3 separate regions of the Homo sapiens genome follow, and all the other regions are linked to region 3. A link is a contact called in ENCODE Hi-C data. All regions are on one chromosome and are shown on one strand. Each heading gives the region's core, a stretch centred on a gene start or an enhancer-like site at or near the end of the contact. The rest is flanking DNA. Distances are from core to core; before and after follow the strand shown. Region 1 holds the start of FBXO31 (F-box protein 31). Region 2 holds the start of GLG1 (golgi glycoprotein 1). Region 3 holds the start of CENPN (centromere protein N).

What was found. A loop is a pair of places that touch in the nucleus more often than their neighbours do. Pooled maps may share reads with other maps.
Region 1: a map of GM12878 shows a loop between it and region 3 (11-fold over the local background). The contact joins the promoter of FBXO31 here to the promoter of CENPN in region 3. A Hi-C loop is called at or near these places in 2 of 168 maps with a recorded cell type or tissue (GM12878 and naive thymus-derived CD4-positive, alpha-beta T cell), 1 of 37 single-sample maps with no recorded cell type and 15 of 50 pooled maps.
Region 2: a loop to region 3 is called in a map of CD4-positive, alpha-beta memory T cell, with 17 times the contacts of the local background. The contact joins the promoter of GLG1 here to the promoter of CENPN in region 3. A Hi-C loop is called at or near these places in 2 of 168 maps with a recorded cell type or tissue (CD4-positive, alpha-beta memory T cell and naive thymus-derived CD4-positive, alpha-beta T cell) and 11 of 50 pooled maps.

Annotation. Positions count from the first base shown.
Region 1 is chr16:87,380,500-87,385,240 of GRCh38, forward strand. It overlaps FBXO31 (F-box protein 31), which reads right to left and starts at 3,277. Exons shown (of 9, transcript NM_024735.5): 1 at 2,906-3,277. The coding sequence starts at 3,245. It overlaps TRM-CAT6-1 (tRNA-Met (anticodon CAT) 6-1), which reads right to left and starts at 3,595; the gene lies at 3,523-3,595. It overlaps LOC124903747 (a long non-coding RNA gene), which reads left to right and starts at 3,434. Exons shown (of 2, transcript XR_007065168.1): 1 at 3,434-3,697. RefSeq lists silencers at 2,633-2,872, 3,013-3,672 and enhancers at 3,080-3,733, 3,734-4,385.
Region 2 is chr16:74,603,632-74,608,510 of GRCh38, forward strand. It overlaps GLG1 (golgi glycoprotein 1), which reads right to left and starts at 3,483. Exons shown (of 26, transcript NM_001145667.2): 1 at 3,026-3,483. The coding sequence starts at 3,463. RefSeq lists silencers at 3,054-3,233, 3,464-3,653.
Region 3 is chr16:81,005,560-81,010,216 of GRCh38, forward strand. It overlaps CENPN (centromere protein N), which reads left to right and starts at 1,655. Exons shown (of 11, transcript NM_001100624.3): 1 at 1,655-1,718. CMC2 (C-X9-C motif containing 2) reads right to left here and starts at 1,326. Exons shown (of 4, transcript NM_020188.5): 1 at 1,175-1,326. RefSeq lists a silencer at 1,064-1,433 and enhancers at 1,604-1,713, 2,024-2,163.

The sequences.
Region 1 (4,741 bases), core at 2,027-4,526, 6.4 Mb after region 3:
TCAGGTGATCCTCCCACCTCAGCCTTCCACAGGCACGCACCACCATGACTGGCTAACTTTTGTATTTTTTGTAGAGATGGGTTTTACCATGTTGCCGAGGCTGGTCTTGAACTCCTGGGCTCAAGTGATCTGCCAGCCTTGGCCTGCCAAAGTGTGTTTTTAATGTCTCAAAATGAGAATTCTCACGTTAGCAGGTCACTTGGGTGAACAAGATGCTTTCATTCTACATCACGGTGTCTGGTGTCCCAGGACAGCTGCGCTGAGAACCGCAGCAGTGGGAAAGAAAGGATTGAAGGGTCCTATATCTGTCCCCAGTCGCTTTCTACATCTCCATCAGGACTTTTCACATTTCTGTTAGTAATTCTAAGAATTTATTCTGAGTTGTAATTCCGGTTGTTCTATTCTACAGTATACCTTTGAATTTTTGATTACACAAAAAACCTTGTTATCCCTCTGCTGAGCCATATATACCTTACGGTTTCCCAAACAAACCCCCCAGAGGTCACCACACAGGTCTGGCCGCCTAATGGAGAAACTTCAAAGCACAACGACACATCCTTGGGGAATCTGAGTCTTACAGCTACACAAAGTGCAAACCAGAGCAAATGGGTAGACTTCACAGGGAAAGAGAAAGTGGAACTGCCTTTGTCTCAATCTTAAAATGTAAAAAGAACTTCACTTTCCATGTACATGACAAAAATCTTGTATTACTAATACTCAGTTCTCACAATTTGTAAGACAAAAATAGACACTCTAAGAGAAAAAGACAAAAATAGACATCTTAAGAGAAAAAAGACCAAAAAAAGCCACAAATAAGGAATTCGCAAAAAGGCACAATAAAAATAGCCAAGAATCATCAACACCCACTAGCTACCATTTAGGGGAGAGGGCTTCACAGGCATCACCTACCTCATTCACCCTCCAAGCACCTCCGGGAGCAGCACTTCCCACTCATGCTCCCAACAGGACTTGGGAAGGTGAAGCAGCTTGTCCAGGATCTCACAGCAGATAAACACGAGCCTGGGCTGGGGCCCAAGTCAGCTGACTCCAAATCAGGGGCCTCGACCATTAAGCAACAAAAATAATTTATGACGAACTCTGTCCGGGAGGACTTGGAGAAAGGGTTCTTCTCATGCAGACCTCCTTGGGGTGCAAACTCAAAGAGCCCGACAACAGGCTGCAAAGGTTTCATCAACATGCAGTCCTACAAATCCACAATCCCACTTGAGGAACTGCACCCTACCAGCCAGCGTGGGGGCTCGCGCCTGTAATCCCAACACTTTGGGAGGCCGAGGCGGGTGAATCACAAGGTCAGGAGTTCCAGAGCATCCTGGCCAACATAGTGAAACCCCCGTCTCTACTAAAAATACAAAAATTAGCCGGGCACGGTGGCACGCATCTGTAGTCCCAGCTACTTGGAGGCTGATGCGGGAGAATCACTTGAACCTGGGAGACGGAGGTTGCAGTGAGCCAAGACCGCGCCACTGCACTCCACAGCCTGGGTGACAGAGTGAGACTCCGTCTCAAAAAAAAAAAAGAAGGAAGTGCATCCCACCGAGACAATCTCAGAAGTTCCCAAGGATACATGTCAATCTCCTAAATTTCTATAAAATGCACAAAGCAGTCTTCAAAGCACTGTTTATGCATGGAAAAAATGCAGACTTCAAAGCTTATCAGTGAGGGACGAGTCTGTGCTACATGCAGGGAGTGAAATACTATGTAGCATTGTTTACACTACACTGTCTCTAAGAGAATATATATTGCATTATATCCTTTAGGGAAGAAGGTACACACGACTCAGAGGTTTTTTAAAATGTTAAGAGTGGTTTATTTTTGACTGCTGGGGTCTCTGATGGTATTTACTTTGTTCCTTTTGCTGTTCTGCATCGCTTGGATGTTTTCTAACCTGTCCTTTTTACCTAAATATGAGCTGCTTGAACATCAAAGAGCTGTCAACCTTTAAACAGAGAGAGCCTTGAACTCCAGATTAAATAAACATCTCCTCCTGTGATCTGTTACATCCAATATTGCTGAAGGCAAAAGTCCAGCCCGCACCGCTGTGATCCATCCGTCTCTCTACGCCCCCACCATCAGGAGCCCCCGACACTGGGCTTCCCCTACTCCCGTAATTTTTTTTGTTGCTGTTGTTTGAGACCAAGTCGCACTCTGTCGCCTAGGGTGGAGTGCAATGGCCCAGATGTTGGCTCAGTGCAACCTCCGCCTCCCGGGTTCAAGCCATTCTTCTGCCTCACCCTCCCGAGTAGCTGGGATTACAGGCGCCCGCTACCACGCCCGGCTAATTTTTGTATTTTTGTAAGTAGAGACGGGGTTTTACCATCTTCACCAGGCTGGTCTCGAACTCCTGACCTCAGGTGACCCGCCCGCCTCGGCCTCCCTAAGTGCTGAGATTACAGGCGTGAAACCGCGCCCGGCCTGCTCCCATTTCTTCAAGTTCACCTCGTCTCTGGTCAGGGCCAGCGGGGCACCCTCGGCTCGCCTTCAAGACAGGGGCAGAGGAGGCGGCCCCCAGGCGTCAGCTTAGGCCCCGCGCAGACCTCGAGGGATCCCAGCCCCAGCTCCCGGCACGGCCTCGGCCCCGTGGTGTCCCGTGCCCCGCGTCAGGGCCTCTTCGATGCCTCCCTGACGCCCTCAACCCCTCCCTACCCCGTCTGCCTCTCTTGGACCCCTCGGACCCTCCCTAACCGCCTCAAATACCTCCCTGGCCCCCTCAACGTGGTGTCACCGCGGCCGCTCCCCACCCACACCCAAAACACCACATCGCCGGGCCCCGCGCCCAACTGGTGGCCCCCGGCCGGGGCCACCGCCCCCGCCACTCCCAGCTCCGAGGCCTCCACCTGGCAGGGACCCCCCGCCCCTCCCGGCCCCGCCACCCCCGCGCGCTCACCCTCACGGCAACGCCTCCTCCAGATGGTGTCGGTGTGGAGGATGCGCCGGAACTTCGTGCAGACCTGGGCCAAGCTGGGTAGGTCCGTGCCCGGCAGCGACGCGAAGATCTCCACCAGCAGCTCGGGCGGCAGCTCCAGCAGCGAGCAGCGCGGGGGCGGCGGCGAGGGGCCCGCGCACAAGCCGCCCCCGACCCCGGCGCTAGCCTCGATGCGCTCCTCCTCGGGGTCTGTGTCCGGCTCGCTGTCGGCCGCCGCCGTCTCGGCCGGGCCCCGGCGCTGCTGGCGGCGCCGACATCCGCGCGACGGGCCCACGCCGCAAAGGCGAGCACACACCGCCATGCCGCCCAGTGACGGCCACTGCTGCCGCCTGTGCGCACGCTCCAGCGCGGCCCCGCCCCGCCAGCGCCGAGCCACGCCCCCGCCGCAGAGCTCGCCACGCCCCCTGGAGAGCCTAGCCCCGCCCCTACGTAGAGCTCCGCCCCGGCCGCGCCACCCCCTCCCCGCGGGGCGGCGACCTCAGAGACCCCGCACTGCTGCCCTCCCCTCCAGCGTGAGGGCGCCGCCCGTGACGGGCATGAGAAAAGAAAGTGGTGATGCCGAGTGCAAAACGTTAGACTGCCCCGTGTGAGGCTCGAACTCACGACCTTCAGATTATGAGACTGACGCGCTGCCTACTGCGCTAACGAGGCTGCTCGGCGACCACTTCGCGCCGCGGCTTTTGTGGAGATAGGGGTCGCCCCTCGCGCCCGTGCGTCCCGCTTCCGGCGCCCGAAACTGTGCCGCGCCGGCCGGTGAGTAGAAAGATGCGCCTTACAGCCTCCAAATACAGAGGCAGCAGCCAGAACCCCAAAGGGCGCCTAGAAGCCCTTTTGTCCATTGAAACAACGCGCGTTCCATCGTCTCCGCCTTATGGTAACCAAAAGGCCCGAGCTGCGGAGCTCTGCAGGGACCTTCGGGGATCCCGAGCTCCCTGCGGAAGCCCCGGGGAGGGCTTGGAGGGGCGGCGGCCGGCGCGGCCCAAGAGATCCGGGGATGCGCGCCCGGTCTGGAAAGGGAGGCCCTGCCATGCGGCGCCGCCCAAAGGGCGCCTGTTCCTGCAGCTGCTGGGAGCCGCGCACGCCTGCTCCAGCTGGGCTCCGCCGAGGCCGCTGAGCGGGGTCGTCTCCCAGGTCCGCGGGTGGTGACCGCGAAGGCGTCCTCTCACCTGAGCAGCCGCGCACGTCGCCGTGGGCTCGCCTCGGACCCCATCTCTTGGAGGCCCAGGCGGGAGTATCAATCGAGGCCAGGAGCTCGAGACCGGCCTGGGCAATACAGCGAGACCCTGTCTACAAAACAAAATTTTAGAAAGAGAAGCTGAGACGGGAGGATCGCTTGATCCCAGGAGGCCGAGGCTGTAGTGACCCGTGATGGTGCCACTGCACTTCAGCCTGGGCAACACAGCGTGACCCTGTCTCCAAAACAAACAAAAAACAAAAATAGCCACAAATGGCTGGGCGCGGTGGCTCACGTCTGTAATCCCAGCACTTTGGGAGGCGGAGAAGGGTGCATCACCTGAGGTCAGGAGTTTGAGACCCGCCTGACCAACATGGTGAAACCCTGTCTCTTCAAACAAACAAACAAACAAACCACACAGGCCAGGCGCAGTGGCTCACGCCTGTAATTCTAGCACTTTGGGAGGCCGAGGCGGGTAGATCGGTTAAGCCCAGGAGTCGGAGACCAGCCTACCCACATAGTGAGACGCCCCCATCTCTACAAATAATTTAAAAAATTAGGCCGGGCGCGGTGGCTCACGCCTGTAATCCCAGCACTTTGGGAGGCCGAGGCGGGCAGATCAT
Region 2 (4,879 bases), core at 2,233-4,732, 6.4 Mb before region 3:
ACACTAGTGGAAAAAAAAAAAGTGCTACTGGCCATTTCAACCAAGAATAAGTAAAGTATTTTAAAATGACTGACAACATCAAGCATGCCTTCCTTATCACATACTAAGCAACAGTATCTTCTCTTTCTTTGGTATTATTACTCCACCTACTAGAACAGCCCAGGGAATATTTTTTCTTTTCTGCCTTACACTTTCTAATTTTTTGTTTTTATTTAAATAACTTGAACTACTAATAATTATACACACACAACTAGGACTACTAACACACCATTACTGGCTATTACATCTATTATTTCATAGTGGACCCATGATATACTTGGCCTTTTTAAAAGCATGACTCATCCGAGAGCGTTAAAAAAAAAAAAAAAGAATCCCAAGGCCAGGCACAGTGGCTCACAACTCTAATCCCAGCACTTTGGAAAGCCCAGCTGGGAAGATCACTTGAACCCGGAATGTGGAGGCTTCAGTGAACTCTCAAACCCAGAAGACTGAGGCTGCAGTGAGCTATGACTGCACCACTGCACTCCAGCCTGGATGACAGAGCGAGACCCTGTCTCCATAATAAAAAATTTTTTTTCAGAAAGAAAAGTTCCATAAGGTTCCAAAAAGCAAAAGTTAAGTTTGACATATGCCAAGTACTACAGTGAATCCACATGAATGAACTGATATGTAGGCACTGTACTAGGTATCACAAGTATTTTAGAGAAGACAAGAATTCGGAAGGGTGTGCACAGATGATATGGAAATACGACACCATTTTATACGGTATAAGGTACTTGAGCGTCCTTGGATTTCAATATCTGCAGGAGGCCTGGAACCATCCTCCAGTGATACCAAGGAACAACTGTACTCATATGCTCTGCCTTTTCATAATTCCAATAATGGGTACGGATAGGAAAATGTTCCCTGCATTTGCATGCAAAGGGACAGAAAAGTACATATATCTATTTCACTATCAAATAGTTCTACTTACTGAACAGCAAATACAAAACATATTCTATACATGTTTCTTCAAATGTGCCTAACTAGTTTACTTCTTTAAGTTATGCTCTTTCAAACACATAGATCAGATTTAATTAACTCCCAGACTAAGCAGAATGAAATTTCCTTTCGCTGTCTTTAAAGAAAAAGAAAATAGGGTGGGGGTGGTGGCTCACACCACTAATCTCAGCACTTTGGGAGCCCGAGGCTGGCAGATCACAAGGTCAGGAGATCGAGACCATCCTGGCCAACATGGTGAAACCCTGTCTCTACTAAAAATACAAAAATTAGCTGGGCGTGGTGGCGCTCGCCTGTAGTCCCAGGTACTCAGGTGGCTGAGGCAGAATTGCTTAAAGCCGGGAGGTGGAGGTTGCAGTGAGCCAAGTTCAAGCCACTGCACTCCAGCCTGGCGACAGAGTGAGACTCCATCTCAAAAAAAAGAAAAGAAGTTTAAAAATAACTCCACCTCCTGAAGAATACACATAGGTGTTCACAGTACTCTTCCTTCATTATTTCTGTATGTAAAAACTGGAGGAAAAAACATTAAATTGGAAATTTGGTCCCTCCACCTCCCCCCAACCCCCCAAAACCCCCATTTCCAATTTATATGACGCCTTTCCTCCTCTGGAGCATAAAACTGCCTCCTTTAAGTGGAGGTTTCCAAATGTCCGGAATACACATGAAGGATATATACACTCCTTGAATAGGCCACTTTTTGCCACTTTCCCTAATAATGTGCTGTTTCTACCACAAACTACTACTAATTGTTTGGTCACCAGTATTAGGATCCTAGTTTGATGAAACGACATCTATTATGTGTCCTCAAAGAGCGAAAAGAAAATTCCAAAAAGTTCGACAGAGTTAGGAATATTAGCTGTATCTACCAGAGGACTATCCCTCTAGTCGTTAAGCTGAAGATGAGAAGTCAGGTAAGGCCTCACATTTCTAGGGGCTCTGGAAACTTCCTTTCTTTCTGTCTCCTGCTTATGTATGTCTTTTCCTCTATCTGAATTGCTTTTGTATAGAATACTAGAACACGAGATGAAGGGGGGAAATGCCAAGAGAAGCAAATTTCTACAAGCAAGTGGTCTTGCTATAGCTTGAACGCCTTAAACAAATCTGATATTTAAAAAAAAAACCAAAAACAGTATCAAGTGGTAGCTTCATTCTATTTGTCCACCTTTAGGGCTAATTTTATATACCTACACCTCTGGAAAAAGTTACTACTGTCAGATTTGCTCCCAAACTTTGAGAATTGTCATTATGGTCTGCAGCATTAAACCTAGATTATAAATTATCAATGTCACTTGATTATAAATTATCAATGTCACTCAACTGAATCACACCAAGCAACGACAAATGTAGATTTCATTAAGAGATACTGTTAAAATCACATTCAGACCTCAGAAAGGCAAGATCCCATAACCCAGTCACAAACACAGCTTCAAACGCTTCCCCAACTTTTCAAGCTTTGGGGCGCCAAGTCACTGGGAGTTAACAGCTTAAACATGGGGTTCAATACAACTGACCAAAGGAAGTGAAGAAAACAAAGCATACATTAATTTCAGCACCAAAAATATGGATTTGCGAATTACATCTACTGCTAATAAACAGATCATTCTTTACAGCCTAAGTACGCCAGGCATTTTTTTATGTTTAAATGGCTTGCCACAAATTGTCCTAGTCGAAACTGATGGCAAAATCCTAAACTGATCTTCGGCGAGGAGACACTCTGCATAGAGCATCACACAAAAGACAGGAGCGAACAGACACGCTCTGGGCCTCGGCGGATTGCGGCCAGGAGCCCAGGTTTTCGTCCCAGACCCCGGCAACAGGGAGGGAAATAAGGGCGGGGGAAAGAAGGAGTGGGAGTGGTATCCTTTTCCCTGAAAGCGCCTGGGAGTGAGGAGCAAAGAGGGAAGGAGCGAGTGCAGCACAGAGGAAGCAAGGAAAGCAGCCGACCGGCGTCAGCGGCTTCCAAGGCCGGCAACACCCTCGGGCCCGCACCAGGCCTGGCCCTCCCGGCTTCGTCCCACCTCCTCACCTCCCTCACATCCTGCAGGCACTCGAGCACCGCCAGGTTGTTGCTCCAGGTGTGCTTAGGGCACACGCGGGTCACGTCCTCCCTGCAGGACTCTTCCTCCGCCAGCTTCCAGCCCCCACCAGCCCCCGCTCCTCCCCGCCGGGCCGGAGGCCCACCCGCCGGGAAAGGCGGCTGCGGCGGCTGAGGCTGCTGTTGCTGTTGCTGCTGCTGCTGTTGCTGCTGAAGCTGCGATGACTGAGGCAGCTGGGGCAGCTGCTGACCCGCCGGGCCGCCGCCTCCGGCCTGCCCTACGAAGGACACAAAGTTGGCCCCGGGACCCTGGCCCTGGCTGTGGACGCCCTGGCCGGGGAGTTTCTCGGCCCCGGCCGCGAATAGCAGCAGCAGATGCAGCGCCGCCGACAAGCGGAACATCCTCCGTACACGTCCACACGCCGCCATCTTGAGTCCGCGGCGAGCTCGACGCACTCGCCGGCGCCGCGTATTTAAATGAGGGGGTGGAGACGCTGGGCGTGGCAGCGTGGCCCTGCCGAGCCCCGCCCCGCCGGCGCCGACCCGCGAACCCAGAGTGGGGCGAAGGAGGAGGCCGTGCTGGAAACCGCACACACCCTGGACCGGCGGGCGGGAGAGCGGCGCTCCTTACCCGGGGGGGTTGCTGGGGTTTCTTAAAAAGCCCGGGCAGGGCGGCCTACTCTAATTCCATTTGCTGTCACAAAAAAAAAAATCAAGGGAATTGGGGTTGCCACAACCAAAATGGCCGGTAGAATATGTCGCCGGTTCAATGACTTGGAAAACAAAAACTTTATATGTAGAGGTGAACTTTGCACAACCAGGTGTATTACGGAATCGGAAAGCCTCTCCTTGTATCGCTCCCTCCTTCCTTCCTTCCTTCCATCTGCCTCAGAAGTCTTTCTTAGCCAAAGAGAGAGACAGCATTGAATAGGGTTAAGAGCATAAGTTCTGGGGTAAGAAAAAAAATTAAGGTTATAATCCTTGCTCTGGCAGGGTACGCAAGAGCTCAAATGTAAAGTACCATTGGCAAGATTCGAAATAATAATTTAAGTGCCTGGCCCACAACACTGAACTCAAAAAGTCACAGCCAGTATTGTTAATAAACTGGGAAGCCGTTTATGCATGAATCCTGATTTTAAGCCAGCATTTAGATTCATGTTTAAAGGATGAAAAAATAATAATAAAACACATCTTTGAGGACTCGGGTTAAGTCTGTGTGTCGGTAACTGTTCTCATTGACCTGCATGCAACACCGCAGGCACCCCACACTAGCATCCCCTCCCTGTCCTTAGGAGAGAGGATATGTTCCCAAAGCCTCTTCACATCCGCTGTGTAATCTGAGCCATGCATCAGGCCTGCGTTAGGTTCTCATTTAACTGAAGAATGGCACAGAGATGTTAACAGTTCTGCGTGGAGGGATTAAATGAGCTGCCCAAGAGGAACTCTGCCATCCTGTAGACAGCTAGGCTAGCCACCAGAATCCCTGGGGCTTCCCACCACCCTGGCGCACTTTCATCCCACTCTGTCCATGCACATGTTGGGGAATGAGGGCAGTTTGGGTTGTGTAATCTCCACTGGTCATTGTGTCCAAAAATGCGAATTACATCTACTGTAGTAAACAGACAGCTTCTGCTGTCCTGACCCGCAAATGAGCAGTCAAGACCAAGTTAGACATAACTAGAACCTGAAAAGTCAGGAGCTCAGGGAACCCAAAAGGAGCTCCTGAGACTGAAGATATTCTGTGAGTACAAATTACCCACTGTGGCTGACCCCAGGCCTCTATCATGGGGAATGAGAGCTTGTTGGCATCTCCACCAACGGTCACCTTTGCTACTGTCATAAAAT
Region 3 (4,657 bases), core at 405-2,904:
GGCCTCCCCTGCCCACTTCCACTTATCACAGGACCAGTTCTAAACCGATACCACTAAGAAAGCGACTGGCGCTGGCACTGTAGACCCCATGCCAGGCTGCTTCTGGGAGGGACCCGGGGGTGCTGCCTAGGGAGAAGGGCTTAACTACTCTGACTTCCACCGAAGAGTTTCTCAGAGAATGCGCCCTCGCAGCTTTCCCTGAATAAACATTACCAGGACTTACAAGGTGCCTAGCACTCTGCCAGAATCATGTGAATTTCAGAGGAAAATACTCGTTCACACATCTCAAGGAACGCACAGGCTCGTGAGGGAGCATTCTTGCCAATGCACATGGTAAATGCCCAATCGATGTTCGCGGAATGTCAGAAACTGACAACTAGTTCAGGCCTCAACGCAGTAGGAAAAGGATGAAAAAGAAACTCATTTTAAATCAACTAAACAAGTGCAAAAGCCATACATATAAAGGAGAGGAGATACGAATGGCATCACAACATAATTCCTTTGCCATCGAAAACTTCCATGCCTTTGAGGTTTTAAATGAAGACTTCCAAAACTGATTTACTTAAGACTCTACGTAAAACGCCTGATCTTTAAACGCAAGAAAAGCAAGATGAATGTATTACTTTCCTGGAAAAAAAAAGCATTAAAGGAGAAAAAAGAGTAAAGTGTACTGATGGGGCTCTTGGTGGGTTCTCACATCACAGGGCACTGCAGCTGAGACTTGCTTGAACGGCCCCCGTTTTCTACCCGCAAATTCTCAATTGCTAGATAAACAACAATAACAACACTTTATTGGGCGCTCATCGTGTCAAACCCTGTGTTGAGGGCTCCATTCCTCAAGGTCCATTTTACCGGCGAGGAAGCCCCGGCTCCGGGAGGGGAGGAGCGCGCCCAAGGTCACCAGCCAGTTGAGTGAGTGGCGGGCGGATCCCAACCCCGAGCGACGCCCACGGCCTGTCTCGGCCACCAGCGTGTTCCAGCGAGCGCCCAGCCACCTCGCTCGCAGCCTCCCCAGCGCAGCAGCCCGGCTGTGGGCCTGCGGCAGCCGGGTCTTCCTGGTCCCCACCTCCTGGGGCCGACGGGCGGCAGGAAGGGGCTCGGCGGGACGCGCCATCAGGGACCTGAGGAGGAACAACGGAACGCGTTCGGAACGGCCTGGACTCCCGAGACTCACCCGACTCGTGGCCACACCGGGAGAACTGAAGCGGCAGTAGCCGGCGGAGACGCCCGACCCGAAGGCCGGCTGCTAGGGAGCAGACAGCTGAACCGCTTGCCAGACGCCGAAACCCAGTGACGCCCTCCACCGCTCCACCGTGCTCCCGGCTCCTCGCCCCCGCCGCCCGCGGGCCCCAAGGCGCATGCGCCGCCTGTCCTGGAGGGGCCCATTTCCGTCCGTCGTGGGGGGAGGCACAGTGAGTCCACTGGGGCACGGCAGCGTCTAAGCCACAAGCCGAGCACATAAGCCAGGTCCTAACGGAGCCTATGTGTAAGTCCACTACTGGTGCAAGGTTGCACACTTCTAAGAAGAGCGGCGTGGGGGGCTCGGCGACCTTCGCTTCAGTCGCTCCCCCGTGCAGTCCCCTGTGCCCAAGACACAGCCTGATGCTTGTGCTCCGGTGGGCGGAGCTTGGAGGCGGCGGGAACTGCAATTGGTGGCTTTGAAGGCGCGGCGAGCGGGAACAGCTCTTGAGGAGTGAGACTGCAGGAGATGTGGGCCGGTAAGAGAGCCCCGGGCGGCACTGGATCGGGCCCCGGAGGGTGTGGGGCCTTGAGGAAGCCAGATCCCAGGCCTCGGGGGTGGCTTTTTCGCAATTGTCGCACGTTGTGAGGCGCAGGATTGGCGCTGGGTCTCGGGCTCGGGGCGAGGAACTACGGTTCGGGCCGAGGTGAGGGGGCGGTGGCGCTGTGCCGGCTGTGACGTCACCTCGCCCGCGGTGGGGCGGGTGGAGCCTTTCGTAGGCTCGCGACTGCGTCAGGGGAGGGCCGTGTGGTCATGTGACCAGGGGCTCCGCTCTACGATCCTGGGGTTGCTTCCTTTCCCAGAGTTGGGGTTTTGCTTTTCTGTCACCTCGGCTTCCGTCGTTTTTTGTCCCTGTACCCTCTTGCGTTGCTCCTCGCATTGCCTGTTGGAGCGCAGCAGAGGTGTGTGGCTACGGGAACGTTACTTAAAATGGATCTTTTTGATCATGCGTTCCACAGATCTTGAGCATCTACTGTATGTCAGACACTAAAACGCTAGGAAGTATAAAGAAAGTTTTAAAATGGGGCCAGGCGCGGTAGTTTACGCCTGTAATCCCAACACTTTGGGAGACCGACGTGGGCGGATCACCTTAGGTCAGGAGTTCGAGACCAGCCTGGCCAACATGGTGAAACCCCGTCTCTACTAAAAATACAAAAATTAACCGGACGTGGTATCGGGTGCCTGTAATCCCAGCTATTTGGGAGGCTGAGGCAGGAGAAGCGCATGAACCCGGGAGGCGGAGGTTGCAGTGACCCGAGATCGCGCCACTGCACTGCACCCTGGGCGACAAAGCGAGACTGTGTCTCCGAAACAACAAAAAAAGGAAAGTTTAAAAATGGTCACGGGGTAAACGTTTACTAAAGGGATTTCCGTCTTAATTGGTGAGACTGAGGGCGCTCTACCAAATTTCTTTAGACTGGCGTTCTGCAAACTTTACCCGGAATAAATCATCTGACGTACTTTTTAAAAGATGCTAAATCTCAAGCCCTCCGTGCGCCCTCCTCACAGTTTAATTTGATAGGGCCCAGGAATCTTCATTTTAACGGGTAGCCTCGTCTGTGGGTTTTTTTGTTTGTTTTTTGTTTTTTTGAGACGGAGTCTTGCTTTGTCGCCCATGTTGGAGGGCAGTGGCACGTTCTCGGCTCACTGCAACCTCCTCCTCCCGGATTCAGGCTGTTCTCTTGCCTCAGCCTCCCGAGTAGCTGGGACTAGAGGTGTGCGTCACGACACCCGGCTAATTTTTGTATTTCTAGTAGAGACGGAGTTTCACCATGTTGGCCTGGGTGGTCTTGAACGACTGACCTCAAGTGATACACCACGCCCGGCGCGCTCCCGGCCCCTCGCCCGTGTTCTTAATGGGAGAGGTGTTGATTTGATGTTTCACTGACTGTTGAACCCCAAACCACCCAGGTTGTCTCCTCAGGCATTCATTCCACAAGTATTTATCAAAGACACATTAGACTGTTCTTGGCCTGATTAGACTTACTGACTATAGTGAGGCAGTTCTGGTCTAGGAGTATAGCTGTGAATAAAAACATCGTCCTGCCCTGGAGCTCAATTTTAGAAACAAGAAAAGTTAAAAAGATAATTTCAGATAGTTCTGTAAAGACAATTAGCAGTGGATGGCCTGGTGCAGAGGCTCACGCCTGTAATCCCAGTACTTTGGGAGGCCGAGGCGGGAGGATCACTTGAGCTTGGGAGTTCAAGACCAGCCTGACCAACATGGTGAAACCCCATCTTTACTAAAAGTAGAAAAATTAGTTGGGTGTCATGGTGCACACCTGTAATCCCAGATACTCGGGAGGCTGAGGCAGGAGAATCATTTGAATCTGGGAGGCAGAGGCTGCAGGAGGCTGCAGTGAGCAGAAATCCCACTACTACACTCTAATGTGGGTGACCCAGCAAGATTCCGTCTAAAAAAAAGGAAAAAAACAATTAGCAGTGGAGAGTGGGGAAGTAACTTTTGGTTGGGTGGTCAGGATAAGTCTGAGGAGAAACCATCTAAGCTAACACCAGAATTGCAAGAAGTCACTGGAGAGAACATGTGCAGGAAGAACCTTCTAGGCAGTTGTAACTGCAGGCACAATGGTCCTTCTCTAGAGATTATTTAAGAGACTAGTGTAGTTGGAGCTCAGAAAACCAAGGAGAGGGAAGCAGGGGCCACGCAACACGGGGCCTTGTAGACCATGGTGAAGGCTTTAGATGGTCCAGTAACTACACAAAGAAACAAATCCGACTCCTGTTTCATGATCCTGATTCTGTTCCTACGACCTTAATTCAGTTATTTTTCTATTTCTAAATGACTCCTAATCCTTCCTCTTTATCTTTGTCTTACTATCATTTTCAGTATATTGTTAAAATACAGTCAACTATTTCTTTTCAGAAGTGGACAAGGATAATTTTTCAGTGTTCAACAAATAAGTCACAGCCAGGACTCTTGTAGGAAGATACTTCTTTGTCCCTGGAATTCCCACAGTTGTGAAGGAAACAGATGACTGACAGGCTTGTCTTAAACACAGATGCCAAGGTCTGTGTGTGCCTTCCTAGAAGACACACTGTTAAGGGACATTAAAGTATGCGGGTGGTACCCTGCATTGTATAAAAATCATGTTTGCAGACCACGCGCGGTGGCTCACACCTGTAATCCCAGCACTTCAGGAGGCCGAGGAGGGCAGATCACTTGAGGTCAGGAGTTCGAGACCAGCCTGGGCAACATGGTGAAACCATGTCTCTACTAAAGATACAAAAATTAGCCAGGCGTGGTGGTGCACGCCTGCAGTCCTAGCTACCTGGGAGGCTGAGGCAGGAGAATCACTTGAACCAGGCAGGGGAGGTTGCAGTGAGCCGAGGTTGCACCACTGCACTCCAGCCCGGGCGACAGAGTGAGACTCTATCTCAAATGAAAAAAATAAATAA